Linked DNA regions of Mus musculus: regions 1, 3, 4, 5 and 6 are each linked to region 2. Evidence: chromatin loops called from intact Hi-C (ENCODE). Cell type or tissue: heart. All regions are shown on one strand. Region 1 holds the start of Cdc42ep2 (CDC42 effector protein (Rho GTPase binding) 2). Region 2 has its middle 2.7 kb from the start of Syvn1. Region 3 holds the start of Dpf2 (D4, zinc and double PHD fingers family 2). Region 4 holds the start of Snx15 (sorting nexin 15). Region 5 holds the start of Pola2 (polymerase (DNA directed), alpha 2). Region 6 holds the start of Sac3d1 (SAC3 domain containing 1).

Evidence for each region. Hi-C counts contacts between places; a loop is a spot of excess contacts. Peaks named below come from ENCODE experiments on the same cell type or tissue, not always from the same donor. Only the 100,000 strongest peaks of a DNase experiment are listed, where the experiment ranks them.
Region 1: a loop joins it to region 2, with 2.8 times the contacts of the local background. A loop is called at or near these places in 6 of 42 quality-filtered maps.
Region 3: a loop joins it to region 2, with 2.4 times the contacts of the local background. A loop is called at or near these places in 6 of 42 quality-filtered maps.
Region 4: it touches region 2 in a loop (2.5-fold over the local background); 12 of 42 quality-filtered maps call a loop at or near these places.
Region 5: it touches region 2 in a loop (5-fold over the local background); 12 of 42 quality-filtered maps call a loop at or near these places.
Region 6: a loop joins it to region 2, with 2.5 times the contacts of the local background. A loop is called at or near these places in 11 of 42 quality-filtered maps.

Annotation. Positions count from the first base shown.
Region 1 is chr19:5,921,139-5,926,138 of GRCm38, forward strand. It overlaps Cdc42ep2 (CDC42 effector protein (Rho GTPase binding) 2), which reads right to left and starts at 3,678. Exons shown (of 2, transcript NM_026772.2): 1 at 3,626-3,678. In heart, a CTCF peak has its summit at 2,934; DNase peaks (open chromatin) are centred at 823, 1,223, 2,983, 3,753 and 1 weaker place; H3K4me3 peaks cover 3,707 bases; H3K27ac peaks cover 2,691 bases.
Region 2 is chr19:6,041,357-6,046,356 of GRCm38, forward strand. It overlaps the pseudogene Gm8034. Among named protein-coding and RNA genes, the nearest start is that of Syvn1, 2.7 kb to the right of the region's middle. In heart, CTCF peaks have their summits at 2,925 and 4,728; no DNase peak of the experiment used is centred here; H3K4me3 peaks cover 1,125 bases; H3K27ac peaks cover 1,150 bases.
Region 3 is chr19:5,910,055-5,915,054 of GRCm38, forward strand. It overlaps Dpf2 (D4, zinc and double PHD fingers family 2), which reads right to left and starts at 2,817. Exons shown (of 11, transcript NM_011262.5): 1 at 2,687-2,817. The coding sequence starts at 2,718. It overlaps Gm42067 (predicted gene, 42067), which reads left to right and starts at 2,900. Exons shown (of 2, transcript NR_168272.1): 1 at 2,900-3,018; 2 at 4,483-4,777. In heart, CTCF peaks have their summits at 330 and 2,823; a DNase peak (open chromatin) is centred at 2,837; H3K4me3 peaks cover 3,497 bases; H3K27ac peaks cover 2,000 bases.
Region 4 is chr19:6,124,233-6,129,232 of GRCm38, forward strand. Snx15 (sorting nexin 15) reads right to left here and starts at 4,028. Exons shown (of 8, transcript NM_026912.2): 1 at 3,817-4,028. The coding sequence starts at 3,915. In heart, a CTCF peak has its summit at 2,272 (motif pointing left); DNase peaks (open chromatin) are centred at 3,829 and 4,019; H3K4me3 peaks cover 1,238 bases; H3K27ac peaks cover 1,297 bases.
Region 5 is chr19:5,963,188-5,968,187 of GRCm38, forward strand. It overlaps Pola2 (polymerase (DNA directed), alpha 2), which reads right to left and starts at 1,019. Exons shown (of 18, transcript NM_008893.3): 1 at 639-1,019. The coding sequence starts at 717. In heart, a CTCF peak has its summit at 2,246 (motif pointing right); DNase peaks (open chromatin) are centred at 1,044 and 2,264; H3K4me3 peaks cover 2,052 bases; H3K27ac peaks cover 2,734 bases.
Region 6 is chr19:6,115,963-6,120,962 of GRCm38, forward strand. It overlaps Naaladl1 (N-acetylated alpha-linked acidic dipeptidase-like 1), which reads left to right. Exons shown (of 18, transcript NM_001009546.2): 18 at 1-27. Sac3d1 (SAC3 domain containing 1) reads right to left here and starts at 2,624. Exons shown (of 2, transcript NM_133678.3): 1 at 1,835-2,624; 2 at 42-625. The coding sequence starts at 2,624. The coding sequence ends at 132. Snx15 (sorting nexin 15) reads right to left here. Exons shown (of 8, transcript NM_026912.2): 7 at 4,524-4,781; 8 at 3,437-3,992. The coding sequence ends at 3,901. In heart, a CTCF peak has its summit at 2,137; DNase peaks (open chromatin) are centred at 2,599 and 2,939; H3K4me3 peaks cover 3,408 bases; H3K27ac peaks cover 2,708 bases.

The DNA of each region.
Region 1 (5,000 bases), 120 kb before region 2:
ATTTTAACCAGCTCCGAGATGGTGCCATGGATTAAAAGCTGCACCTGCCATCCACCTCCATATATGCCAGCCTGGATAAGAACCTTTGTTTTGTTTTGTTTTGACAGGGTTTCTCTGTGTAACCCTGGCTCTCCTCTGTATGTCGGATTCAGGGTGTGTGACACTAACAGTCTCTGTATGTCAGATTCAGGGTGTGTGACACTAACCGCCTCTGTATGTCGGATTCAGGGTGTGTGACACTAACAGTCTCTGTATGTCGGATTCAGGGCATGCGCTGCTACAGTGTGCACTTGTTCAGTGTTTTATATAAATGCAGTTTTCTTTTTTGAGATGCTGTCTAAAAACACAAATCAAGATAAATCCAAATCCAAAACCAAAAACCAGATCTACACCCCAGTCACCAGTTTCTTAATAAGCAAGTATTGTTTATGTAGTCACGAAAAGAAAAGCTATTTTTAAGGTGGAAAAAAAATACACTGTGAATGGGTGTCATACTGCTTTAACAAGAAGGAAGTGGAGCAGGTACACCCTCCTGTTCCTTGGTAGGGGGTTGGTGTAGGGAGGGCTTGACTGGCCCCTTTAGCTCCTTTAAGTGCACGCAGAATCCTGTACAAAAGGCAAAGAAACTGGTCCAAGCTCACGTAGCAGCTAGGGGCGGGGCCAGGAGTGAAGCCAGAGGAGCCCCTCCTCCTCCTCCACACCCGAGCAGAAGAGGTATCCACCATTTCCTCTGCCCAGGCTAGGGATGGCCAGGAAGAGCAGGGAGGAGGCGGCAGGGTGCAGGGCAGGCCAGAGTCCTAACTGTCCCCATCCCAGCACAGGACCTCGCTCAGGAAACCCCGCCCCAAGGCCAGACATCCCAGGTCAGTCATGCTGAGCCATGGAAGCTGGACAGCTCTAACCCCAGAGCACCTGCAGCCAACGGGAAAGGTGTGTTCTACCGAAGTCTAGGGAAGCTGTCTGATGAAGACACACTCAAAGTCTTAGAATCGTGTAACCACCACACCAAATGCAAGGCCTGCTGACAATATCTAATCTGCTCTCTCAGCTGCTGTGGAGCACTGGGTGACTTCCTTTCCACTGGGGGAGAGTTGTGATGACGGGAGATTTGCTGAGAGCCTGGGCCAGGTCCTTCCCTACCCTCACTCCATCACACTAGATCACCAAGACAGCTTGGATGTTTCCACAGCAAACTGGGCGTCCCTGACAGCTGTCTCATTCTGAGCCAGATGTTCCCACCCAAATCCAGATGTGAGGAGCACAGAGGCTAACGGGAAGGGTGGGGCCCATATCAACCACCCAGGAGAAAACTGGGAACAACAACCAGCAACTCTAAATAGAAGATCCGGCCACCACAGGACGAGGGGCTCCAGCCTGCCATGGAATTCCTTACATGTTTATAAGGCACGTTGTGGCGGGTGCCACTAGTGTCTCAGTTAGCTGATGGAGTGGAACTGGAACCTCAGACATATTAAGGAACTTTACAAAGGTCATCGGACTAGCAAGAGAAGGCACTGGTACCGAGGCTGGTCCACGTGTCTCCGAGGCAAGGGGCCATACCCACGGTGATAGGGGTGGGGAGCATGAGAGAAGCTATCACGTCTTCAGGCTTCCCCTATATAGTCTTATCTCTTGGCTCCCACTTCCCCAGCTTGCAAGTGTGCAGCTCTATAAAGAGCTCTGACTAGGACCAGGCTGCCAGGAGGAGCTTCCTCCGCTAATGGGAGGCACAGATGAAAGCCATCCCAGTTCTATGGCTTGCCCTGGTCAGCAATCTTGGGCCTCCCTCAGAGAAAATGACTTTCTAGAGGCAGATCACCTCTGGTCATGGAGAATAGTTAGCCCCTGTTCACTCTGGATGTTCATGAAAATTCCCCTCCCTACACAGACACTTCAAAATTAATGGACTCCCCGCTGCACACCACTTTTTTTTTAAATACAGGGTCTCACTGTGTAGACCAGGCTGGCCTCAAATTCACAGAGATCTGCCTTCTTCCCCTTCCCAAGTGCTGGGATTAAAAGCGTACGGGCTGGCCAGGCAGGTGATAAGTGCTTTTGGGAGGCAGAGGCAGGCAGATCTCTGGGAGATTGAGTCCATCTTGGTTTGCATAGTGAGTTCAGGACAGTGAGACCCTGTCAAACATTCAAATCTCAACCCCTCCCTCCCCCCCCCCAAAAAAAACAAGAAAGTGTGCCACCAGGCCCAGCTCTAGGTCTGCCCCTTTTCTAAAGGCTCACTGAGAAGGTTTATGGTGGTCCTGGAACTCACTCCGTAGACCAGGCCAACTGAACTTAGAGATCTGTTTACTTCTAAAAACTAAAAAAACAAAAAACAAAAAAACTGCCTCTAAAAATAAAAAAAGAAAAAACTAGAAAGTTTTATTTATTGTTACTGTTGAGTGTATTTTAATGTGAGTGTGTGTGTGTGTGAGTGCGTTCGCGAGTGTGTACGTAGTGTGCGGAATGTGTGTGGAAGTCAGAATACTTTGTGGAGTCCATCTCTGAGTGTTTCGGGAAAGGAGCTCACCTCCAAGCTTGCTCAGCAAAAGACTTCCGCTGAGCCGTCTTGCCAGCAGCCCAAGGGGAAGGGTTTGAAATCTAGTTCCACCTGGGCCTCTGTGACCTTGAGCAATGAACCTTTTCTCTCTGGGACTGAACTCACCTTCCCTGTCTTTAAAATAAGCTGACCCACTGCTATACTTGAAACAAGAGGCCTCTGCACAATAGACGGATCCACAGTAACCGTCAAAGGACATTCAGCACATATCTTCAGGGCTTTTCTCAAGCACTTCGGCTCTTCCAGGTAGAGGTTGCATCAAGAACAAAAACCAAACCCTTCTAGGTCCCCTCCTGCCAGCCCTGGCAGGGCTGGCTCAGAATCTGGTGCTTCTGCAGCGATCTCTCTGTAGTACAATGTCGCTAGGTGGCGCGCGCGTCCCTGCTATAACCCGGGGTTCTAGGGTCCCACCGAGCATACCCGCTCCAGGGAGACGCCCACCGAGGAACTGCGTGCTCCAGTGCCCGAGGTGGATCGCCCATAGGCCCTTTTTCTCTGGGTTGCACAATCGGACCACCGTGAGGGTAGAATTGCAATTATCGGGGACCTTGTCTGGGACTCCGATATCTGGGAGGGGCCTTGCCTTGCCTGAGCTTCTTGGCCTGGGCGAAGTCTCAATGTCTGCTTGGCTCACAGCCAGACTTCGGACGTGCAGGCCCCCGCCCTCCCCGGAGTCCGGCTGCTCAGCCCTGGCTTGTGTTCCTGTGCCGACCCCTCCAGATCCCCAGTCAAGCGCTACCCAGCGCGGCCCAGATCCATTTCAGTAACACTAAAGCTAAAGATAGGAGGACACCTCACCATCCGCTAAAAATACGGCCTCCAGCCCAGGCAGGGACACGGGCCGAAGAGAGGATGTTCCCTAGTCCCAGGTCTCTGGCCAGCATAGAAGTACAACCCGGAGCTGCAAGACTGACAGCACAGCGCCTTGAGCGCTGCGGGAGGTCATGGGTAGGGGGCGGGGATCCAGACCCCAGATAATGGACCTGATCTGAGCCAAAACAGAACACCGCCTGGCTAGCACTCTCCAGGGAGCTGCGGGAGGCCTGTAAAACCCCAGTCCCAACTCACCTTGAGGAGCGCGGGCAAAGCTGCAGAGCTGTGCGGCTAGGATAGAGGACCAGGGAGGGCCTGGGAACTTACAGTGCAGACCTTGGGCCTAAGCCACGCCCCCAGAGCCAGAAGCCAATCCCGGACCGCTCCTCTCGAACCCCCACCCACACATCCCCGCCCACCGCGGCACCGCCCAGGTTCTTCTTTCTGTAAAGGCTAAGAGCTGGATTCCAAGATTCTAGAGGCTTAGCCTCCGGGCGGCTGAGGGCTATCACCGAAGGGTAACAAGGGTGGATACACACGAGGACGCCAGCTGTTCGTGTTGGAATAAAAACTTTAGGCTAGAAGCACTGGGCCAACAAAGGCCGGAAGAAAGAATTCTTGAGAAATCTCTGACCATCCTTGGATGGGTTTCCTTGACGGAAGGACGAGGACCCGGGAGGCGCCCGCACTGACTCTTCAAGAATGAATTGGGCTTTGCAGGCGTTTTACAAACCTAGGGGAGTTTTGAAGAGTTTACCCTAGGCTAGGAGAGTGATGAAGGATGCGAGAAAGATTCAGGGTCGGAAAGCACAGAGAAAAACAGAGACAGACACAGCCTGAACTTGCACGAGTTTGCTGACCTGCTAAGTGGTTTCTGAGGTGGATGGTTTAGAACAGGATCAGAAACAGTTATTGAAGGACAGGTCCTAAAGCTGATGAGACAAACCGAGGGAAACTTCTCATTGCGCCGTTTTGTGAGTAAATTCTCTGAGTGTCTGTTCGTGGTTAGGGAAGCTGAGGAGTCAGGATTCAAGAAATTCGAGGTTCCAGGCACAGGCTGATCCCCTTCCGGGTGGATGAGTGCTAAGAGGAGTGAGGCAAAGAAGAGGACAGTGATAGGAGGAGGAAATCGGGATGCTTGCCTTCCAGATAGCAGATGTGGAAAGCGGTGTGTGGATAGGAGGGAGGGATGCTGGGGCTGGGGAGTATGTCAGGCAAGCCAAAAGGGAGGGGAGAATGGGAAGGACTGGGTCATGCTTCCCTAAAGATGACCATATTCTGGGCCAGGAGGACAGCTCGGAGGAGCTCGGTGAGATTCCCTGTATGTCAGTCCTTCTGTTTAATCCCAAGTCACACACATACACACACTCACACACACATACATACACACACACACACACACACACACACACACATTCACATAATCTTACACTCACACGCATGCACCACTAGATCAAGAGCTCCACGTTTTAACGTCTGGGACCATTTTGTTATGTGGGAAAAGGGAATTACCAGAAATTATAATTGATTGAACTCCTGGGTTCAAGCAGCTCGCCTTCCTTGCCCTCCCAAAGAGCTGGGTCTGTAGATGTGAGCCGCATGCCTGCTCAGCCGACTTTAACAGAGAGAT
Region 2 (5,000 bases):
GTTTGTGTTTTCCTAATTGTTGGGAAAGAACTATGGAAATATTTTTTTGTAGACTGGTTTGTTTTCCTTTGCAGTTCAGTCACATTTAGCTTTTTTGTAGTTTAAAGTTCATTTCAGCAAATAAATATTTAGGATTGTTATAGTTGCATTATTATTGCACGTGCGTGCATGCATGCATGCACGCGCGCACACACACACACACACACACACAGAGGCCCGCATGATGTCCTCAGGGGCCAGAAAAAGGGCACTGGATTTCCTAGAACTAGTTGTCAATGGCTGAGAGCCACCCTGTAGGTGCTGCTACTGTCCAAAGGGTGCTCTAAAGCACTGAGCTGCTCTCAGCTTGTGACGTGACTTTAACACTGGTGCTGTTCTTTACTCAGAATCCTATTTGTTGGTTTTGTTTGAAAACAAACCAAACCAAGCCCATTGTGGTCCCTATTTTGAGCTCAGGGTCTGTGTAGGGTAGTCTGAGGGCCGTAGCCAAGTCCAGCACGTTTGCAGCTCCCGTGATGCAGTCTGACAATTAGCATCTGAGCAGCATGGGCTTTCCAGTGATGCCGCTGTCAGGAGCCTCGCGTGCTCCAGTGAGCACGGCTCCCCCGACACGCTCCTGCAAGTTACCCCAATAAACTCACTGGCTCAAACTGGATTGGGTGGGAATTGTTTCTTTGCTCCATGGCTACCCCACCTGGGGTGAACAGGCATGTCCATGCCTCTCCCTAGGAAAAACAGCATAGCAAATCAAGTTGAGTCTAGGAAAGGAGACGGTTGCACTCGGCCTGGTGTGAGAGGACAATAGTCTGTGTAGGTGCAGCTGTGGAGGAGATGGCAAAGAAAATGAGACTACGGAAGCTGAGGCAGTGGGATCAAAAGAACGTCCTCTCTTGCCAAACCTCACTGTTCCCACTCCTGCCTCCCACCCCACCAGGCTCTATTCCCACAGAGGCACTGGAGAGATCCCACTAGACCTAAGTCAAGCATCACCCTCACACCCTCCGGTGGGCCCTCATGCTTCACAGTACAGGCCCACGATGTAACCCGGGACTGAGCCCTCACCTATCAGCCACTCTTCACTAGTTCCTCTCTAAGCGTCCAAAACCCCGCACCTGCGTCCCTGCTGCTGGAGCTCTGCCCAGCCACTCATCCGCTGCACCTTCTCAGGGTTTGCCGGTCTCTCCCCAGTGTTACCTCCTCACTGAAGCTTACCCTGTGCTCACTGATCACCCTGAAGCCAGCACCTCCAGATGCCTGGTACCCTTTCCATTTTTCTATGTGTGATCTGAGTGCCTATGCCCTTGTGAATACATGGAGACCAGAGATCGTGTCCTACTCTGTAACTCTGCACCCTATTCTCTCGAGACATGGGGCTTTCAAGGAGCCTGAGCAAGGCTGGTGGCCCATGAGCCTTCTCTCTCTGTCTTCCGCGGCAGGAGGAGTATCGGCTTGTGACTGCAACCGATTTGTTCTTTGAGGATTTGAACTTGGGTCCTCATGCTGGGACAGCACACACAGTTACTTCCCGACGCTTCTCTCAACTCTCCAGTAGTCTTTCTTTCCTTTTTCTCTTTCTTTTTTTTGGGGTGGGGTGGGGTAGGGCATGGTTTCTCTGTGTCTCTGTTTCTTCCTGTCTTGGAATTCATTCTGTAGAACAGGTTGGCCTTGAACTCAGAAATCTGCTTGCCTCTACCCCCAATTTTCTGGGATTAAAGGCATATGCCACACCTGACCAGTAGTAGCATTTCTTACCTTCCAGTTTTTAGGTAATTCACTAATATTGCTAACATTAAGTTGCCCCATTGAACATTTGATTGTCCTGCTTCAGCATTTAAGGGGAGCTGGAATAAAATGCTGTACTGTCACACCTGGCATTGGTTGTGAAAGACTCCAAAAGGAGCCCCTTGCTCAGGCCTCAGGACAATAGCGAACACCCAAGAACTCACGACAGACCGAGCTTGTTGCAAACCACCTGAGGCTTTATTCGGGGAAAACCAGAGCTCTGGGGACGACTCATATCCCACGACTCATATCCCACGCAGGGGTAGAGGAGTCGACCTCGAGGGGAAAGGGGTCCCAGTTTTTATAGGCCCTCAGGGGGGAAAGGAGAAGGGGGGGGGGAGTAGGGGATTTCCAGATCTAAACAATGTCTATTCTCAAGAAATGGGTATGGGAGAGGTACAAGGAAAGAGGCTGGTGTAGGTGTAGCAACTCCGGATTGGCCCGGCTGTGGTTGCTGGGTTGATTTTCTGACTCTTTCTCAGCAACCAATATCACAAACACCTGGCAATGGGCTTCATCAGTGGGCACACACATGGGTCAAGGAACGGTCAAAACATTGGCAGACACACAGGTTCAAGGAGTGGCCAGAGCATTGTGCACCTCTATTTTTCTAAATCAGTGAAGCTACTTCTGCTAACACTGACATCTATCTTGCCAATTTCAGGGCTTCTGTGTCCTTTTACATTCTGTCAGGATCTTTCAGTTGTTTTGTTGTTGTTTCTTTTTTTTTTTTTGTTTTGTTTTTCAAGACAGGGTTTCTCTGTGTAGCCTTGGCTGTCCTGGAACTCACTCTGTACACCAGGCTGGCTTCGAACTCAGAAATCCACCTGCTTAGCCGGGTGTGGTGGTGCACGCCTTTAATCCCAGCACTTAGGAAGCAGAGGCAGGCAGATGTCTGAGTTCGAGGCCAGCCTGGTCTACAGAGTGAGTTCTAGGACAGCCAGGGCTATACAGAGAAACCCTGTCTCAGAAAACCAAAACCCAAAAAAAGAAAGAAAGAAAGAAAGAAAGAAAGAAAGAAAGAAAGAAAGGAAGGAAGAGAGAGAGAGAGAAAGAAAGAAAGAAAGAGAGAGAGAAATCCGCCTGCCTCTTGACATTGTTTTTAAAATTACATTTGTATGCGAGTCTGCTCATATATATGGGAAGAGCACCCTCTAGCTGAGAAATGATTAAATAGGTTGTAGAGGCCAGAGAAGTTTGTTATGAGTCAGTTGTCTCCTTCCACCATATGGGTCCTGGTGATTGCTCTTCTCATTAGACTGCCCAACCCCCGATTTTTTTGTTTTGTTTTGTTTTCTTTTTTTGCCACGAGGTGTTTTTATTTTCATCAATCATACAAATAATTTTCTATAATATCCCAGGGCAAACCGGTGAAATTTGGCAGACCGATTAGCGGAGGGGTCCCCTTCAGAGACCCGTGGGCCGGTGGCATCGGCTCGGAGTGCCCAGGTTTCACAGTGCAGCTTGTGGCTCGGGTCCATCTTACAGGTGGCTCTTCCTCCAAATCACGAGGGGGTGGGGTGGGGTGGGATGGGGAAGTCTTCCTAGGCTTTTAGGAGATTTCACTCCTCTTTTCCTGTTCAGTGGTCTCTTTGGTCGGCAGGGTGTTCTCCTGCGTCTCGGTTTTCTTCAGCTTGCCCTTATTGAAGCTGGCGATTTCCCCTATGTCCGGCTTGTCTGCCATTTTCTTACAACTCGTGGATTCTCCTTCCAAGCTTGCGCTCCAGGTGCTCCCACTCTCGTTGCTGCAGCAAGAGACCTTATTTTGTTTTTCGAGACAGGGTTTCTCTGTGTAGCCCTGGCTGTCCTAGAACTCACTCTGTAGACCAGGCTGGCCTCGAACTCAGAAATCCGCCTGCCTCTGCCTCCCGAGTGCTGGGATTAAAGGTAGGCGCCACCACGCCCAGCTTTTTTTTTTTTAGATAGGATCTCACTCTATAGCTGTACGCTGGCCTCAGATTTATGATGCTCTTCCTGCCTCAGTCTCCCAATTTTCTGGGATTGTAGGAGTGGGCCACTATGCTCTGCTCACTACATGATTTCAGAGGTTGAGTAGACCTGAACTGAAGACCAGACAAGGGAGCCCTCCCTCGACATCTTGGGGCCAGGGAAGTTGAAGCCATAGGATCAGAGGAAATGTGGCAAGAAAAAAGGCCAACATGGACACAGAACTTAAATAAAAACAGACAGAGGAAGTAAGACAGATATATACCTGGGGGAGAGGAGGGATTGCCACAAAATGTAGGAGATTTTCAAGAATGGGGGAGGATGAGTGTGTAGGGTTAAAGGTAGCCAGTAGAAGTTCATAGCTAGCCTTATGGAGGAAGGAAAGGGGAGCCATCTCGGGATGTTAACTGTTAAAGACAACAGGTGGTGGTGAAGATGGCTGAGACCAAGAGCACAGGGCTGAGGGGCAGACAGGCACTGACACTGCTACCCTTTAATACAGTTCCTCCTGTTGTGATCCCCAACCATAATTACTTCGTTGCTACTTCATAACTGTAATTTTGCTAGTTATGAATTGTAAGTAAACGTCTGATATGCAGGATATCTCATTTGTGACCCCTGTGTAACGGTTTGATTCCCAAAGGGCTTACGACTCACAGGTTGAGAGCCAGCCACTGCCTTAAAGTCGTCTAGAATCAGTTTTCTTTCTTTTTTGACAGACAAGATGTTTAATTCCGTTGTACTGAAGGAAAGCCATTTTATGTATTTTTCTTAAGTGCTCTATCAGTAATGACAATTCTGAAAGCCCCTGTGTTATATTTTAACAACACAGTCACCTCCGGTTCTGTATTCACTGTCCGTGTTGTGACTCCCACAGTATAAATTCCTCCAGTTGATCTTCATGAATTCTTATATTTGATCCCCCCCCCCCTTAGGCCTCTGAATTCCGAGTGAGTCCGAGTTAAAAATGGGAGGAGCACCCTCTAGCTGATAAACCTGGGTAATGAGGTGTCCGCTTTCAGTTTCCATTCTGTACGCGACTATACTGCTTGTGTGAGCCCTAACAGACAGAATCAGCTCAGAACAAAGGGTCTGGCTATCTCCCAGGGATGAACACGCACGCCGACTGAGCTTTTGGGGTGTTGAAAAGTCAACGCCTTCGCACAGAACTCTCCACCCCAACCTAGAAATAACTGGCGTTCTGTTTTATGTCAGTCCGGACACGCAAGCACTGCTCCTTTTGCGGGCCCCGTAAGCATCCCCCCAGGCGG
Region 3 (5,000 bases), 130 kb before region 2:
TGACCTACCAGGATTCTGATGAAGAGAATAGGGATAAGAATGCATGAAAAGCAGGAAGGAGTAAGGTCTCAGTGTCTAATGCTATTACTAAAGCTGTATCAACAAGCCCTAATGTAGACTCTGATGGGGACTTTCACTGAGCAGTCACAAGAGACCACTGCACAGCTTAGTTTGTTCCCAGCAAACACAGCACACACAGCAACACTACAAGTACAGCCTGAGTGGGTTCAGTGAGCAGGAATAACTATAATTAAGGGATAAATGTGCTGGAGAGCACAGCACAGAAGAGAGCAGGCTCACACTGGCTCGCCTTTAGGAGGCAGCCACGTCCTTACCACACAGGAAAATTGGATAAACAAGGCTGACTGCAGCAGCTCCTTTGTTTCTGCTGATGGGAATTGATACTGACACTGGAAGTCAAACGGAAGAAAGGACCAGCCCTGTGGGGCTGAAGACTGCAAAGTCAGAGTGCGGAGCCTGAGGGAGGCCTGGAGGGATGACTGGAACGTCCAGTCGGGGCCCCTGCAGGCCAGGTAAGATTCTAGAAGGCCAAGCAGGTGCTCTAGTAGGAAAGATGGCCGGATAAGACTGCATGAGTGTGTGCATGTGTGCGTGTGAAGAGAGCAAAAGAGGAGAGTGCACACAAATTCAAGACTCTGTAGCAAAAAATTCCAAGCTTCTGTTATTCTATGGATAGCCTTATATAACTCTAGAAAGTTTTAAAAACTAGCTGGCAGCCATGGTTATTTTAACACTAGTATTTACTCTAATAAGACCACTATAAAGACTATTTCAACCATGACGTTGTAATTGAGAAAAACAGAAAATTAAGACAGAAAGTCTTCTCACACGGCAAAAAATGAAAAAGATGAGCTAGTGGTCTTTCCCTCAGTGAGTGATGGCAGCTGACAGAAGACAGAAGCATACTATTTTTTTTAAAAAGGCATCAGAAAGGCATCTTTCCAGAGTGAGAATGGTGTGAGAATCAAAGCCTTCCCTGTAAAGGGAAAGTTCCCCGGGGAACATGTTAGGAGCTTCCAGTCTTCTGCACTACAGCTGAGGAGAAGCAAGTTAGTGCCCCACTGATACTCAGGAACCAGTGAGTTAAAGAGGCATGAAGAGCAATGCTCTATTTAAATGGGCACCCAACACTTAAAATACTACACCAATGGGTTGGCAACTCCATTTTCTGCCAGACCATCTTTCAACATGAAGAACTCCATTGACATCTAATTCTGAAAACCTAGGCAAGCATATTCTTTTAGACAGTAAGATTTTCAGGGTAAAAGCTGTGACTCCTCCTTTCACAGGAAACCTGGGGGGTGGGGAGGGGGCACAGGACAACTCCCCTTCCAGGGGAATAAGGGGGGTCCAACAAAGAGAAAGGCAGGGTAATAAAGACTTAACTTCTGAGTCCAGAAGGAGAACTATAAAATTGGTAAATTAACAGCCTCATTTCTAAATTGAGGGAAATGTCAGCCTGAAGAGAGCCGGGGATCCGGAGTGGGCAGATCACAGAGATAATAGCGTTGGGAGGAGGGGTGGTTGAAATAGGCAGCAGGATGAAGCCAAAAGCGAGATTAAAAAAAAAAAAAAAGCCACAAGAGAAGGCACTTAGCTTAATGGAAGTGGAAAAGCATTTTCAAAGAAAGGGGCTGCAAGCAGCAGGGAAGAAGCAACTTAACCTTAAAAAAAATTTTTTAAAAGCCTCTTGGGACGATTGGGGCTCAGCCCACGACAAAGACAGATAAAGCTGCGAAAAGTCCTCCAGAATGGTTCCAAAACCTTTACTTTGTCATCCAGAATCCAAAAGCTTTGATTGGACAGCTGAAACACTTCAATTTCTCTATCCTTACATCACGTCTAACATGGCCATTAAGGGAAGAGAAGGCCATTCTTAAATCCAATGGGCACCCCGTTCCAAAACTCTGATTCTTCTTCAAGAAGGAAGGAAGAGCCTCATCCAAACATCTCCAACTGAGGGGAAGCGACTAGCAGGCCAGTCCCCGTTCCCGGTGTCGCCCAACAACCGTTTATTTCAGCTCCACTGGAAATCTGACCCGCACAATGGCATCTGGGGGACAGAGAACGCCCACCTCAGGGCTCCTGCGGACTGGAAGGCCATCTGGCTCCGGTCTAGTTCCCCACTCCCCGAAGTTCTGCTCTTGGACCAGTTCTTCCCAAGAACATTTTTAGTTTCGTGGACCCCGGATTTCCCGGTTAACGTCACCAGGCTGCTTAAGTCTTAGGACTCCGCAGGGACGGCGGAGCCTATGGCCCCAGGGACGGCGGTGGGCGGGGAGGGGACCCCGATCTCCTAGTGCCGCCGGCCTCGGCTTGGCGGGACTGACGCGTCTCCAGAGAGGGGCCAGGGACCGTGAGCCTCTCCTTCGCAGCCCGCAGCTCCGCTCGGGGCTCGGCCCGCGAGGAGGACACCCGTCGGGGGCTCCGGTGTGCCCCCCTCCAGTCCTCCACAAGTTTCCAAAAGAAGCCCAGCGCCGTCTCCCGAGTCTCCTGTTGCCCTCCCTCCCAGCAGTCGCACAGCAAGGACTTCCCGGGCATGTCCTTCTCTCTACCTTGTCTCTTCCCGCACCTCCCTCTCTACTCCCAGGTCCTTTACAAGATTTCTGGTACATGAGAGATTAAAAAAGAAAAAAGAGACAAACAAACAAAAAAGACCACTCACAGCTTCACTACATTCTCCACCACAGCCGCCATCTTCCCTGTTCCTCTCCCTCAGGCCGGGAGGCCCCGAAACCTACAACGCGCAGGCGCTAAGCCTTCTCAGGACACAGGGTCCTCGACCCTCTGCGCAGGCGCAGCTAGGGGGTGCGCGCACGCACAGGCCCACGAGAGCGAGCGCTCGAGAACGACCTGTCCTGAAGGAGCCTAGGATCCCAGTGCGCAGGCGCGATTGGAAAACTTACATGCCCTCTGCAGCTCATTCTAGAGATCCGTCTCCCCTCCATTTAGTGACGCCTCAGCTAGGAGATCTGGCTCGGTTGGAAAGTGAGAAAGGTAAGTGAAAAGGCCACGCGGATAGGCTAGAAGTTGCAAACAGTGTCCTGCCTGGCTGGCCGTTAGCCACGAGGTTGACACACAGGGAGAGATTGGTGGGTAGGTAGTGAAAGGTCAGAGTCCCAGTCCTTTAGGTACCTCTGTTCCCAGTCAGCCCATTTTAGAGAATGGAAAGTGAGTGCCCAAAATGGGCTGTTCTTGGGCCTGACTCTCATTCGGACAATTCCTGCCAGTAAACCCGGTCCTTGAACTTCACTGGCACCCACCTCTTCTCTCTTGCTTGCCTCTCTCTCCCTCTTCCTCTCCCTCTCTCTCCCTCTCCCCTCTCCCTCTCTCTCCATTCCTTTGCTCTGTATGTCTGTCTTTGTGTGCGTGCATGTGCCATAGCATATGTGTAAGAGTGAGAGAGCAGCTTGGGGATGTGAGTTCTTTCATTCTACTTTGTACCTGGGGGATGGTGGTCAGGTTGTCAGGCGTGGTGCCCAGAGTCCGTATCTGCTGTGTCATCCCACAAGCCCTTGATTGCTATTACCAAGCCATTCTCCACATTGAAAGTTTTCACTGGTGTGACTAGCCCTCTTAGTTCTATACTATTTATTTCTCCTTCAGTATCGAGTTATGCAAATCCATGAACAAACATGTTTCCCCTTAAAGAAGAAACCAGCCGGGCGGTAGGGGCACACACCTTTAATCCCAGCACTTGGGAGGCAGAGACAGGAGGATTTCTGAGTTTAAGGCCAGCCTGGTCTACAAAGTGAGTTCCAGGACAGCCAGGGCTACACAGAGAAGCACTGTCTCAAAAAAACAAAAGCAAAAACAAAAACAAAACAAGAAGAAGAAGAAACCAACAGGACTCCCTTAAGCCCATTGGCACTGCATCTCAGCCCATTTCTTTTCACTCTTTCTAAGCAGATTTTCATTCGTATTCTGTACTGCCCTGTTTTCCTAGGCTCTCTTCTGCTTACTGAGTGCTTTTGTTCCCACCAGGCCTTTTGAAATAACTCCTAACAAAGTCACCAAACCTCGGTTTCAATGGATTTAGAAGCGATCTACTCTCTGTCCATGTTGGACCTGATATATATGTGTATATGTATATGTATGCATAGATTGTCTTTTTTTCTTTAGGAGGTAGGAGGATTGCCACAAGTTCAAGGCCCATGCAGGCTACACAAGCTCCAAGCCACTGGGGCTACATAGAAAACCTGAGGGACAATAGCAACAAACAGCAAAAGTTCCCAGAGCCTCCACTCAAGTGGAAACTTCTGGTTTCCTTAACAACTTAGTCACATCATGTGATGTTTTTCTGGAAGCTGTCTTGTGAGAGGACATGTAATATTTTGCCGAAAACAGATACCTGAGAGAGTGTGTGATGTTTAGAAAGAATATAACTGGAACCCCACGAACAATGAGAGGGAGTTCTTGCATGGCTATACCATCAATGCTTCGCTGGTCTTCACTTCATAGGGAGAAACTCACTCGCCAAACAACGTCTCGTGGTATCCTGGCTGACTCTGGCCGCTTCAGCAGAGCCTGGCTGTTCCTGCTGGATTGTGCTACTGCTACAGATTCATGTTTGGTGTTTGCTATTGAACTGGGCTGCTTATATCCTGACACGGAAGAGTGGAATCGCCCAAAGCAAGTACTTCTAATCAGGTCCACAACTCCCTTTGCCTTTAACCTTGCTTTTTCCCTACCTCTGGTTGGTGGGCTAAAAGGGAGGGTTAAGAACCCCAAATAAAGTCAGTTTTGAAAAACCTAAGCTCACACTACACAGCGGCTCTGTATAAATCCAACTCCAAGATCCAACATTCTCTTTTGACCACTATAGACACCCTGGCTCAATGGGACGCTATCTTAGTTAGACACCATGACTAAGGCAACTCTTATAATTACAATATTTAATTGGGACTGGCTTACAGTTTCAGAGGTTCAGTCTATCACCATAGCAGGAAGCTTGGCAGCATCCAGGTAGACATCCAGCA
Region 4 (5,000 bases), 83 kb after region 2:
GGCAACACTGCGCCACCCCTCACAGTGTCTTTCAGAATAATGGGCATGCTGGGATAAATGGGCCTGGATTTAAGGCTTGGAGCAAGTTTTCTTTTGGATTTCTGCATGCAGGGTTTCATGTAGCCTAAGATGGCCTCAAATTGACTGTGTAGCAGAGGCTGGCCTTGCACTCCAAATCCTTCGACCTCTGCCTCCCAAGTGCTGGGATTACAGCATGCACTACTAAATTAAGCTATTTTATTATTTGTTTTTGATACTAAGGATTGAACTCAGGACTTCTTGAGTTACATCCTCAGCTCCTTGAGAAAATTTTCCTTTGTATAACTGTATCTTTATCTTATAAACGTGAGTATACTGAATGTCTAGATAGCCCTATACTCAACTTTTATTTATTTATTTATTTATTTTGGTTTTTTTGAAACAGGGTTTCTCTGTATAGCCCTGGCTGTCCTGGAATTCACTTTGTAGACAAACTTTTATTATTAATTATTATTATTATTTTAAACCTTTTAACTTGTTGTTGTTGTTTTCGAGACAGGGTTTCTCTGTGTATCCCTGGCTGTCCTGAAACTCACTCTGTAGACCAGGCTGGCCTCGAACTCAGAAATCCACCTGCCTCTGCCTCTCAAGTGCTGGGATTAAAGGCGTGCACCACCACTGCCCGGCTACCTTTTAACTTTTTTACTTGTATTTTTTTTAAAATTAGCAGTGCTATCTGCATGTATACCTACATGCCAGCAGATGTTTTGTGAGCTGCACCACCATGTGTTAGTTGGGAACTGAATTCAGAGCCTCTGGAAGAGCAGCAGTGTTCTTAGCTGCTGAGTCATCTCTCCATCATCTCCCAACTTTATTATTTTTTTTTAATTGGCGGGTTTTTTTTCCTTTTTTTTTTTTTTTTTTTAAGCAGTGACAAGGCTCCCCTCTGTAGCCCTGGCAGGCCTAGAACTGCCTAGAACCTGCTTTGACGGTTAGGTTGGCTTCAAAGTCACAGAGATGTGGCTGCTTCTGCTTCTTAAGTGGGGTAAAGACACTCACCCCTAGGCTTGGCACTCAACTTCTATCCCAGTTCCTCCCTAGGGCCACGTCCTGGTATTCAGAAAGGAAAACAAAACAAAACAAAACAAAACTATGCTTCTCAGGAAATGAGAGTCTAGGGGCTGGAGAGATGGTTCCTGGAGAGATGGCTTGGCAGTTAAGAGCACTGGCTGTGTCAAACACCGATGCACAGAAAATAAAGTAAAAATAAATAAATCATTTAAAAAAAATGAGAGTCTGTCCCAGGATCCAGTTCTTCTTAAGAGAGGAGCTACGGGCTGGTGAAAGGTCCGGAGTTCAAATCCCAGCAACCACATGGTGGCTCACAACCATCCGTAGCAAGATCTGATGCCCTCTTCTGGAGTGTCTGAAGACAGCTACAGTGTACTTACATATAATAAATAAATAAATCTTTAAAAAAAAAAAGAGAGGAGCTACAATGTCTCATACCCATGAAGACAGAGTTAGCAGTGGGGTTGGGCACTCTGGAAGAACAGAATTGGCCCGAGACAGAAGTAACACTTAGTTTTTGCTATTATGCTTATGGGAGTTTTACAGTAAGGTTGTACAGTTTAGAATCAACAGTTTTCAAAACATCCTTTCCATTTTTTTTTTCTAGATCTCAGCAAACCAGACATGATTAAGATGCCCATTTAAAATCTAAGGATGGGGACAGGAGGGGTGGCTCGGTAGTTAAGAGCATGACCTGATCTTCCAAGCACTACATTCAGTGCCCAGAACAGTACCCACATTATGTGGCTCATAATCGTTTGTAATTCTGGCTCCAGGGGATCAGATCTGATGCACCTTCCTCTGACCTCAACAGGCATCCACACGCAGTTGTGCTACACATTCACACAGACACGTACATCAGCCAGAAACAAGGAGAGATGATTCAGCAGGTAAAAGCACTCGCTGCTGTAGCCAAGGACCTGGGTTTGGTTCCCAGCACTGAGATGGCAGATAGAAATAATTTCTAAGTCCAATTCCAGGAGATTCAAGACCTCTTTTGACCTTTGATCTCACCAGGCTTGTATTTGGTACATAAACATACATACAGGCAAAATATTCATACATATAAAATTAAATAAATCTGGAGCTGGATCGATGGCTCAGGTTAAGAGCACTGGCTGCTTTCTAGAGGACAGAAGTTCTATTCCCAGCACCAACGTGAGGGCACACAAGCGCTTGTAATTCCAATCAATAGGGATCTACCACCCTCTTCTGGCCTCCTTTGGTATTGCATGGAGAGTGCACAGATGTTTTTGTTTTTTAAAAAAACAACTACGTTTTAAATCTTTAAGTAAATAAGCCAGGAGGGGTAGTACACATTTTTAATCCCTAGGGATGCTGCACTGGGGAGGCAGAGGCAAATGGATCTCTGTTTGAGCCTGGTCTACAACACAAGTCCCAGGACAACCAGGGCTACAGGGAAAAAACATGCCTCGAAATAAATAAAGAAAAAAATTAAGTAAATAAATCTATAAAATAAAAAAAGGATCATCTTGTAGGGTGCTGTGGCAAGAGAGAGACATGGAGAGAGAGAGAGAGAGAATGAGAGAGAGAGAGAATGAGAATGAGAGAGAGAGAGAGAGTTCTCTAAAATGTGGGAGGCCATGAGTTCAACCCTAGCACTGGAAAAAAAAAACAACTCTATGCATGTGTAAGGCATGTGACTAGATCTAAAAGGCTAACAGGAAGACATAAGGGTTCTGAATGCCTTGTCATCCTTTCTACCCTCCGGCATCTTCCTAGAGACAATTATTATATTTGTATTTTTTGGCATGAAAAAGTAAACCCCCGGAACACTCTTGACGTATCTAAGACTCTGACTTAGATTGCTTTGGGAGCGACTTGTATGTGTTTGCTTCCTTTTAACAGTCGACAAGCCACTAATCAAACAGTTGCCAAGTTGAAAAAAATTTAAGTACAAGAAAATATATAGTCAGTCTTTCCGCAGCAACCCGGTTTCTCCCATTGGAGACCTCCATAGTTACCTTGGGTAAAATTCTAAAAGCATTCTTTCATGCTGATGTTTCTACGAGCTCATTCTAAGTTTTATTGTTACAAACACCAATTTCAGCTTATTGACTTCCTTATCTGTTAAGACCAGTCTTTTTTTTTTTTTGCGTGAGTTTTTAAAACCACACAAATTATATATATATAATATATAAATAGTATAATAAAATTATATGTGTATATGTGTATATACACACACACATACATTTAAACTTTTAAAGAGCTTTTTTTATAGTTGGTCCTGGTGGTGCACGCCTTTAATCATAGCACTTGGGAGGCAGATGCAGGAGGGTCTCGGTGACTTCCGGGCCAGTCTAGTTTACATCGTGAGTTCGCAAAAGCCAGGGCTGTCTCAAAAAAAGAAAAGATAGATAAATAAAAAGGTGGTGGTGGGGCTTTTACGGATCAAGCAGGGAAAATTACCAAAAGTTACTCTAAGCGATTAGAGAAGGAATATTTAGGTTAATCCGGAGTTTTCTTGCTTTGAGAAATTCGTAGACCGCATCTAGACATCACCAACAACAGAGAGGGGGTACCGGGCCAAGCGCAGAGCCAAGCTCCACAGACTTTAAAAAATGACCCTTAGCCCCGCCCCAGGAGGTGAGGCGCCTTAAATCTTCTGTCTCAGGCGCCTCTTAAAGGGGAAATCTATTTGTGTAGGCCAAACCGCGACCTCCTTGAAGCTCTTTGCCTTTAAGGTACAGCACGGATCCGGAGCTGCTTAAAAGGGTAATGCTCCCCCGCTGGGTCCCACCTCACCTGAGCGGTTACTTTGTACTCTGTGTAACCCTTGGGGTGGGTCCTAGGGTCCGAGACTGTGTAGTGTCGCAGGAAGTCATCCTTCGCTTGGCGCGACATGACAGCGGAGCCGGTCGCCGGCTCCTCCTCCTGCACGTCGCCCCCGCTCCCCGCGTGTTGAGCCTACTGCCACTGCCAGGATCCGGCCTGCGCCCTTCTTCAGGCCCAGGGACCTAGTCGCAAGTGACACAACCGTTCTTGGCTTGGGGGCGTGGCTAAGGGAGTGTCTGACAAGTTCTAGGTCATTGGTAAAGCGGAGTTCTAGGTAGAGACTAAGGATTGGTTGTTTGGGAGAGGATTTACCAGCTGGCATCCTGGCATGTGATTGAACCCACTTCCCCCTAACGTAAACCCTCCTTACAGACCTCCGAAACGTTTCTTTATTTATCTTCTTTACACTCATCCAGCCTCTTATTTATGAATTATTTTAAGCTAAGATCTCTGCTGTGTTGACCAACTTCTGGGCTTAAAATATTCTCCTACCTAAGCCTCCTGAGTATCTGGAACTTCAGGTGCTTGGCATAGGGTCTAACCCATGCAACTTTTATTGTGTTCAAAATGTGCCTAGCAGAGCCAAGTTCCCTGCCTCCCTGTGCGGATTGGGGGGTGGGGGGAACGACACACACTGACATTTTCTGATGCTGAAAAAACTGGATAGTGACAGAGGCTCTGAAATCACAACACTTACACGTATTTGAATTCCCCTTAACTGCTTCAAATTTGGGGAGGTTGGACGTTGAGATGATCTCATGTAGCCCAGTTTGGCCTCAGACTCTCTATGTAGTTGAGGCTGGCCTTGGATTTCTGACCCTCCAATTTCCATCTCCCAAATGCTGAAATCCTTGGTAAGCATTACATTTCCCTCTTGTAACTGCATGCATCTAGTTTTTCATCTATGGAAAGTGGTACCTGACACAGTATCTTCTGTAACAGATCAGATCAAGAGGCATGCTGGCACAACACAGGGATAGCGAAAACCCAACACCAATTGATCAAGGCCAAATTGGTGTGGAAGATTATCACTAAACATAGATTGCAGCACATCCCACCACTACCAGAAATCCCATCTTCAAATAGGAAAGAGTGGATAAAAGAACCATTAAGGGTTGGAGAGATGGCTCAGCGGTTGTGAGCACTGACTGCTC
Region 5 (5,000 bases), 78 kb before region 2:
ACTACGGTTTTATTTCCTACAGTAAGAATTTCAAGGGGTACACACACTGCTATTCTGACACTGATGCACACATCTTCCAGGAGAGATGTGTGATTTAAATCTTTACCACTGGTCTCTGTGGAGCAATAGGATGAGGCACTGTACTCCAGAGCAAAAGTCAGGGGTCGGCACACAATCAGGCAACTAAGTCTCCTTGCCCATGTCCCTCCATCTATAAAGAGAGGGAGCCAATAAGCACCTTGAAGTTTCTTCCAAAGCTAAAATAAAGGACTAGGATCCACCTAGAGGAATTCCTATTTGCACAGATCACTAAAAACTCTGATGAGCAGGGCATGGTGGTGTACATCGTTAACCCCAGCACTCGGGAAGCAGAGGCAGGCGATCTCCGTGAGTTCAAGGCCAGCACAGTAATCTACATAATGAGTTCTGGGGTTACCCAGAAAGACTCTGTCTTTAAAAACCAAACAAACAAAAAAACCTCTAATGAGAAAAGTCATTGAGCAAGAGATGACTAGGTATGAGATGCAAACGGTTCCAATGTCTCCTATTGGTAATGTCACCTGTTGTTTAGTCGGGACCCAATAGGTACCACACAAGCATATAGAACTTGGAAGCGATCCTCTCGGTTCGGGACTCACGTTTCTCCAACAGGGAGTCCTCGTAGTCCAGGCCGAAGATCTGTAGTTCCTCCGCCAGCTGCTGGGTGGACACGGCCATGGTGACCCGGGAGTGGCCGGGCGCCTGCCGCCGGGCCCCGACCTCAGCTCTACCCTGCAGACGCTTATCCTTTCGCTTTACCGGAAGGTGACAGGGACGTGTCACGAGACCACCTGGCCTAAGCCCTCAAACGACCCCAGCCACCAGGTCACAGAGAAATACTTCAAAAGCCCTCGAGAGGTCTCGATCCAGAGAGAAAACTTGCTTCCGAGGACTACACCTTAGCTTCTCCGTGAGGAGCACAGCACAGGAAAAACCCGCCAAACGCTTTGCCTAGCGCGCGCTTGCGCGAGGTTCTGCTCGGGCCCCGCCCTCCCCGCGCACGCGCCGGTCCTCCCACTGCAGCTGCGCAGAACGCGCCTCTGCGCGTCACTCCGCGCGGAAATTGAGAATCGAGACCCCGTACTGTGGCTGTTTCAGGAGTCGCCTGTTCTGCTAAGCTCTGCGATGCTTGTTTGTCCCTTTTTTTTTACCCTTGGCCAGGAGGCGCTGTTTGTCTGTATCTTGCAGTGACTGACACGTGTGTCCAGCACGGCCCTGGAAGGGCACGTTAGCTCCTTCCTCCCCCACCTCAGCATCTCCATCCTGCTCTGCCTTGGTTCGTCCTGATCTAACGCTTTCGTAGGGAATGTGGTTATTATAGCTGTTATGATTGTCAGTCACGGGGATAGCGGGAGGGCAGGTCACTGAAGGGGGAGTGGTTAGAGAGTAAAACAAGGAGTGCATTCTCTTCTTGATGTATTTACCAAATTTTCGAACCAAAATCTCCATTGATTTGGCTTAGGTCAATTGATCTGTGACACCCTAAGAATGGAATGGAAGACTGGCAGAGCCTTTAAGAAAAAACGGTTTGAAGCTAGGCCTGGTAGCACACACCTGTAATCTCAGCACTTGGAGGCTGAGGCAGGTCTCTGCAAGTTCCAGCCAAGGCTATACAGAGAGACCCTAACAAGCAAGCAAGAAACACCAAACAGGACTGCAGAGATGGTTTAGCAGTTACGCTTACTGATCTCACAAAGGACTTGGGTTTGGTTCCAGCACTAGTGTGGTGGCTCACAGCTGCCTCTAACTCCAGTTTCAGGGGACCTGAGACCTCCTGACCTCCACAGGCTCCTACAATCACATGGTGCACATACATACACTCAGGTACTCACAAACACCCATTTAAAACCATGCCGCTAGCCCCAGCACTAAGGAAGCAGAAGCAGGAAGATTACTGAGTTTAAGGCCAGCCTGGTCTACAGAATGGCACCCAGAACAGCAGGGCCACACTGAGAAACCCTGTCTCAAAACAAAAACAAAGTGTGTCTGTGTGTTTAAAGGCTGATTGAACTTCAACTTTCTCAGTGAACATCGTGGCTCAAAGCTTCAATCTCAATATTTGGGAGGCTGAGGTGAGATATTAACACGAGACTGCAGCCGACTAGGCCCACATTTTAAGTCTGTCCAACAGAAAAACAAAACAAAACAAAACTTTACTGGGTTTTCACACTAGTAGCAGGAAGCACTGGGCTGGGCTGCAGGAATTTAGCCACCAGGTGGCAGCAAGGTCACACAACACTACGATTTAGTCCCTCAGTGCTGCCACACATCATTAACATCTGAGGCTTATGGCCTTTCTGATAAAGAGAGGTAAGATTTAAATACAGCCTCACAAACCTTGAACCAATTATCACCCATTTCTAGAGATTAGGGGTGTAGCACACCTGGCAGAGTGCTTGCCTGGCGTATCTAAACCTTGGGTGTGACCCTCAGAATCTGATGGCCATTGGCACATTTGTAATCCCAGTACTTGGGAATGAAGGACCAGAAGTTACCCTTAGCTACATCAGAAGTTCAAGGCCAGCCTGCTACAGGAGACCCTGCCTCAAATGAATGCATAAATAAAGCAAAGCCATCTTTCTTTCTTTCTTTCTTTCTTTCTTTCTTTCTTTCTTTCTAGATTTCTTTATTATTATGTCTAAGTGCACTGTAGCTTTCTTCAGACACCCAGAAAATGCTGTCAGATCTCATTACAAGATGGTTGTGAGCCACCATGTGGTTGCTGGGATTTGAACTCTGGACCTTTGGAAGAATAGTCAGTGCTCTTAACCACTGAGCCACCTCTCCAGCCCCCAAAGTAATCTTTTGACTATTTTATTATTTTGTGCGTATGAATGTTTTGACTTCAGGTATGTCTGATGCTGAGGAGGCCAGAAGAGGGCATCAGATTTCCTGGAACTGGACTTAGAGATTAAATTGTTAGCCACCATGTGGGTTCTAGAAATTGAACCCAGATCCTTTGCAAAAGCAGTAAGTCTCTTAAATGTCAAACATCTCTGTAGCCCCCGCCCCAAAGTATTGTTGTTGCTGAGATTAAAGTTGAGCAACACCACACACATCCCATCCAGCCAAAGTAGTCTTTCTCTCTTTCTTTCTTTTTTCTTCTTTTGGTTTTTTTCAAGACAGGGTTTCTCTGTGTAGCTCTGGCTGTCCTGGAACTCACTCTGTAGACCAGGCTGGTTTCAAACTCAGAAATCCACCTGCCTCTGGCTCCCAAGAGCTGGAATTAAAGGTGTGCGCCACCACTGCCTGGCAGTAGTGTTTCTTAAGGTAACCCTTAGAGGCCAGGCAGAAACCAAAATAAGACAAAGGAAGAAAAGAATGAAGGGAAGCAGAGAGGGAGGGAGGGAGGGAGGGAGGGAGGAAGGAAAGCCACAGTTTATGGAGCTGCCTACGAGGCACTGTGGCCTGTGGCCAGAGGTAGGGAGTGATGGTAACTCTGAAGGAGTGGGACAGCAACCGAGGTCACCAAGCCTGTGCTCAGTTGGGTGTCTCCCAGTCATCTTTCCTCCCTGGGTGTGCACTCTACTGCTGAGCCACATCCCCAGCCTTTGCGTGCTCAGGCCCTGTTGAAGCCACTGTGACCCTGTCAGCTCCAACCCCTTCTAGTGGGCTCCTCTCACATTCCTCCTTTCAAGCCTGGATGTGTCCCATGGCGCCGAGTGCCCCTCCCAGTACTCTCCTGGAATGTTCCTCACTCCTGAAGCTGACTCTTCCTATCTCATCTCTGTAGCATTTTGCTGTGTCATCCTGCACGGCCTCCGGGGCCTCTTCTTCACCCTCATCCCTGTTGGGATTGCACGCAGCTCACGTTTGGACTGGTATATTCCCATCAGAACACTCCCTGCTCTGACCTGGTGCCTGGCTCCTGGCAGGCTCTCAAAAGATGCAAATCTATGGAGGAAGCTTAGGGTCAGGGGAACTGGCTTAGGATCTCCTAGGCAGTGGAGAGCCTCCCCAGACTGGCACAGGTTCCTACCCACTGTACTCACATTGGGTTTGAGCCCTTTGTGACCTTGGACAGGTCATCGGACCCTTGCACTTCATGAAACTGATGGTGGGGGCTGCTGGCAGACCCCAGAGTGTACACAAAAAACAAAATGAACCAAGGAGAAAAAGATAAAGCCATAAGATCCCTCTGCATATGTAGCAGAGGATGGCCTTATCTGGCATCAATAGGAGGGAGGCCCTTGGTCCTCTATGCCTCTGTGTAGGGGGATGCTAGGGTGGTGAGGCTGAAGTGGGTAGATGGGTGGGAAAGCACCCTCATAGAGGCAAAGGGGAGGGGGTATGGGATTCGGGATTTGCAGAGGAAAAACCAGGAAGGGGGACAACATTTGAAATGTAAATAAAATAACCAATAATAATAATAAAGATCCCCTGTGACACCCTCTCCTGAGTTCTCCGGGAGTATATACTAGGAGAACAATAACAAGAGGACGTGAGACACCTCAACAGTGTCTGCGCTGAGCCAAGCATGGTGCTGTGCATCTGTGAGGAACACGGGACTTGAAATCACTGATACCTGAGCTTGCCATCAGGTAGCACTGATAAGAGCGAGGCCTCTGAAGCGATACCCTGGCAGGCTCAGCTAGGCGCCTTGTCTAGGACAGGCCTAGATAAACTGATGAACTAACTCCAAGGTAGTGTTGGTGTGCTAGTGAACCAGCCCCGAGCTGTGAGCCCTGATAACACAAAGCTACTCCCCCAATGAAATGATACAAAGATGTGAGCGTTGGGAACGGTCTCTATGATCCCACTGCCACGATGACAAAACATGGCCTTTCTAGCTTCTGTGTTGATATCTTTGGCAAGAGCCCTGGAGACTGTGTGTGGCCTGGATTGCAATGACTTAGAACTTCTAGCGCTGTCATTGGGTCCACTGTCAGCGCTGGCCTACACTCTCAAAGACCTCCTAGACCTTCATGGGTGCCATCCTTCCAGACTGCTGTAGCCAAAGG
Region 6 (5,000 bases), 75 kb after region 2:
ACCCTCAAATAAATGAAGTCTAAAAGTTCCTGTTATTGTTTGGAGATCATAATGAGTTCCTTTTATTGTTTGGGAATTATGAAAAAGAAGCCAGGTGCTCTGACCCAGGCCTTGTGGGAGACGAGACCCTCTCAAGCTGCAGAGCCAGGTCTGTGAATGTCACCTTCCTCAGCCATGACCACATCTTCCAGGGTGTGTCCCTGCAACTTATTCCCCACTAATATGTGGTAGGCACCAGGGGGTGGGAGTCCTTCCTCAGAGTATTGACCCCTCAGGAATACAACTCTGTCTTTATCCAAGGTCAGTCCATGGGCCTGGCACAGGTCCCGTGCTTCCTGGAGTCCATCCAGGGCCAGAAAGTGTTCTATGAAGTCCAAAGGCAAGGTCTGTCCCTTAGGAGTGCTCAGGGCACGGGACAGGCGGGCTAGAGCTTTGCGGCGGGCATACCCAATGTGTTCCTGCACTGCGCAGCTCTGTAGGTAGGGTAAGGTGCGAAGCAGGCGAAACAGTCGGGCATGGTTGTCTTCCCGGAAGGCAGCGTCAACAGCCAACGCCGCCTGAAGGGGTGGGCAGGCACGCAGGGCAGCAGGCAGCTGTAGAACCTCCTGCAGGGCTTCCACAGAACCTACAAAGGCAAGCAGCAGAAAGACACAAGGATGCTTGATGCTTTCTGGGTCAGGCATACCTCCCATCCCACCCCCTCCAGGCCCAAGCTATTTATATACACCTCTAGTTCCAGGCAAACTCGTTTCCAGAGCTTGGCTCTGCCCACCTGCCAGCTCCAGTCATGTTCCCTCAGAGAGGCTACCCCACTTCCTCTCTCCTCTTCTAAGAAAGACCCAGCCATCTGATCCTTCTCTGGTCTTTTTGAGGTGCCACAAGACCAGACCTCCTTCAATCTAAATCCTTACAAGGCAGTGTTGTACATTTACATAGGGACACAGGCCAACATAACATAAAGGCTTGCCTGGAGCACAGGCTATTATGCTAGACCCAAACTTAAGGCTTCTGACTCAGGGTTCCCACTGCAGCCTGAGGGCACTGGCTTCCCTACACTTTCCCCTCTATCTGCAAGGGTCACTGTTGGAGGATGACTTGGCCCTAGTTTCCTTTCCAGGAAATCTTGGTACTGGAATCTTGGGCCACTTTTCTTAAATTAGTGAATTTAAGAGTCACTGTGTGTAGCCGGGTAGTGGTGGTGCACGCCTTTTATACCAGCACTTGGGAGGTAGAGGCAGGCCGATTTCTGGGTTCTGGGTTCGAGGCAAGCCTAGTCTACAAAGTGAGTTCCAGGACTGCCAGGGCTACACAGAGAAACCCTGTCTGGAAAAAAGAAAAAAAAGAAAAAACAAAGAGTCACTGTGTGCATGTATGATACAAATATATTGTCTCCACATATAAAATCATCAAAGAATCTGCCTGCCTCTGCCTCCAAAGTGTTCCCATACAAGGCGCCTGTTACCACGCCCACTGGACTTTCCTATAATTAAATCACCCATAGAAGGGAATCTTTTAGCACCTCCTGTTAGATATGTTTATGGGCCAGCCCACGGAGCAGTTCTTATAAGTTTGGAAAGCGCTTTCTAGGTCAACTCTCTCAGTACTATCCTACCTCCTTCCACCTCTACTATGTAGAAAACAGCCAATTTGAGAATGTCAGACCTGAGGTCCCACGTCGGGACTTTTACCAACTGACTTTCCCAAGAAGAAGCTATTGCTGGGGGATGGAAGTTACAGTACTCCCAAGCTATAGTTCGCCGTTGCTGCTACAATTGCGTCTTCCCCACCCCAGGCTCCTCGGGTCCCCGCACTTAGTTCTCTGGGATCGACTCACCCAAGTTGTAGAGCAGAAAGAGGCCCTGAAAAGCAGCCTGGCGGGGGTAGGGGCCTTTGCCCCGCGCGTAGCAGCGCCGCAGCGAACCGAAGCCTTCCTGCACCTGAGTCTGAAGCAGCACCGGGTCCGCGGCTCCGCGCGTCTCTTCTGGCCGCACCCGCGCCACCACGGCCAGCAGCGTGGCCAGCGCAGCCTCCAGCACTGTCGCTGCGTCCGCGTCGTCCACGCCCTGCAGCGACAGATCTAGCCGCACTGCGCGCAGGCGGTCGGCCACAAAGCTCGCCACCTCCGCGCACGACACGTCGCCGCGGCCAGCCACCTCACCGGCCAGATAACGCACGGTGGCTAAGAGCACTGGCGGCGGCCGCAGCAGGCTTGGCGGGGGCCGGGGTTTGCCCGCTGCCGGCCGGCTGTACTCCTTCACTGTGCGCTTGGGGTCGGCTCGGGGAGCGTTCCCACGGCCGCCTGGCTCCACCTCCAGTCGGTGCAGGCGGCGCTCGCGCTCGCGTCGGGCGCGCTCGGCGGCCGGGCACATGTCTGGGCACAGGCCCATGGGTAGTTTGCAGCCGGACATGGTAGGGGTGTGGGTAGAGGACGCACACTCAGCATCGCCGGGCCAGCGGAAGCGCGGCACTGCATCCTGCCGTGGGCTCGAGGGACAGACTCGAGCCCCAGTCTGGCCAAACGCAGCCTGCCGCGGCTTTCTCGATTTGCCGCTCCCGCGGCCTTTAGAAACGCCTCCCATAATCCATCGCGCCTGGCTTCGGTTTTCCCCCTTAAATCGTCCCATGATGCATCGGTTTGTAGTCCCGCGACGCAGGCCACACCTCCCCAGGGCTGGGATTTGTTGGTTTAGCTTTTTGTTCTTAGGGCTCTCGAAGTAGCAAGTCCTGCTTTACGTACGTGTCTATTATTTCTTTAACACACTCAGCTAGTGCTGCGTGCCTGTCATTCTTCATTGTTTCCCTATGCGTTTTGTTTTAACTGTGTACCTTTGCATGGTCTGGAAGTCACTATATAGACCAGGCTGACTCAGTAGAGATCCGCCTGTCTCTTTGCCTTCCAATTCCCGGATTAAAGGCGCGGCCACTCATTCATAGTTATTATTAGCATTCTGTCTAAGCTTCACTTCACAGTTAGCTGACAACAACCAGGTAGGCTCCACCCAACAGCTACCTGGCAACAGTCAGGTAGGCCTGACCCATTATAAAAGGGGCTGCTTGCCCCCTCCTCTCTCTTGCCTTCTTGCTCCTGCTCTAGTCCCTTGCCCCTCCCCCTCCCTGTGCTCATGGCCAGCTTCTAATTCTCTACTCCTCTACTTCTCTCTCCCCCCCTCCTCTCTCTGCCTTTCTCTGCCTCTAGTACCCTCTTAACTCCCCTTCCCATGTCCTGAATAAATTCTACTATTACCATCGCTTGGCTGGTCCCTCAGGGGGATAGGATGCCTTGGCAAGGGCCAGCTGAAGCACCTCAATGGAACATATTCCTCCTCTCTTTATCTTCTTATAAACATAATGGGTATGATGTGCCAGACACCGCTTATTCAACTCTGTTGGTACAATGTAAACTCAACCACAGACAATAATAAGCAAATGGACCTGGTTGTGTTCAGGCATGTGTTTTACTCACACGTATTTAAATTTTATGAGATTTTCACTAGTCAAAGAATCTTTTTTCTTCCAACCATAAAAAAAAAGAAAGAAAGAGAAGAAGAGAAAAGGAAAGGAAAGGAAAGAAAGAGAAAGGAAGGAAGGCTCTCAAGGGCCTTACAAAAAAGGCAGTGGGCCAGGTCTGGCTACAGACTCTGGTCTAGATGGGTGAACTGACAGGTTAGGGGCCCAGATGCCACTCACATAGAACAGATAGGCAGGATCAGAAGTTCAAGTCTAATTCCAAGGAGGCAGGCAGGTCAGAGCTGAGAAGTCTTTGCTTTTCTTATACTTGATCCAGTTAATACAGATATGGCCCCTGGTAGTCATACGAGCAGGAAGCACGGCCAGGTCCCAAAGAGAGCAGTGGGGGTGGCTGGCAGTGCTGGAGCTGACATCCCAGGAAGGGTCCACCCCTTAGGGCAAGTGTGTGTGAAGCATCTCTGCCCGCTTCAGGTACTCGGCTGCCTTCTTCTTCACACCTTCCCGGCGGGCAGGGGATGGGTCACCTGGAGGAAGCAGATGGCCCACCTACATTCAGAACCCAGGTCATAATGTGTCCTTTCCCTCCCTGGGTCCTCCTGTCTTTGCCTCATTTTATGAGGCTATTAAAAAAAATAAGGGAAAATTCTGCCCAGTGTCTCCAGTTGACCTGTGAGAAACAGATGTTCACGGTCCCTCTTTCTTTCTTTAGAATGTATTGTATGTGTGTGAGTGAGCACGGGAGGGTCAGCGGGCAACCTTGGGTGTAGGTCTTCCCCTATCACCGTGTCTGTCGTCTGTCGGAGATAAGATCTCTCTGTTCTCTGCAGCCTATGCCAGGTTCAGCTGCCCTCGAGTTTTTGGGGATTCTCCTGTCCCTGCTTCCCATCTTGTCATGGGTACGTTTGCTGGAACCGTCTCTGCTGGTGCACACTGTTATGTGTGGCTCTGGGCATTTAGTTCAGGTCTTCTGCTTGCACGGCACTCACTTTACCGACTGCACCACCTCCCCTGGTCCTTTGCTTTCTACTTTCCCTCCTCCCTACTGCCCTACCCACCTGAGACACCCTGCAGAAGAATGTGCACCCCATCTTGGTAGCCTTGGAGAGCAGCAGCGTAGGCGCCAGCCTTTTCATTCCGCAGGGCTTGAGTGATGAGCTCTGTGGCCTGGCCAAGGTAAGCTGGGGCAGGCTCTCCATCCTCAGCTTCTTCCTCCTCCTGTCCTCCTGGCTCCCAGGGTTCCTGGTCCAGCCTTTTGGACTCTACCTCAATGGCTGCCAGCTCACCTGTGTGGGTAGGGCTGGGGCCTGTACTTTCTGTAATAAAACAGGGAGGAGTGAGGGCAGACTGGCCCTCTCTTTCTCAGGGCCTGTTGCCCACCCCAGGACACCAAACTGTCCCACTGAATTCACTTGAGTAGAAGGAAGCAGCTGGGATCTGTTTCCTTGGTTTGGCTCAGGAGGTTTTGTAACGGCTTAGTGGATTATTACTGCTGCATGGGAGAGTGCATGCGTGAGTGCATGCGTGAGTGCAGG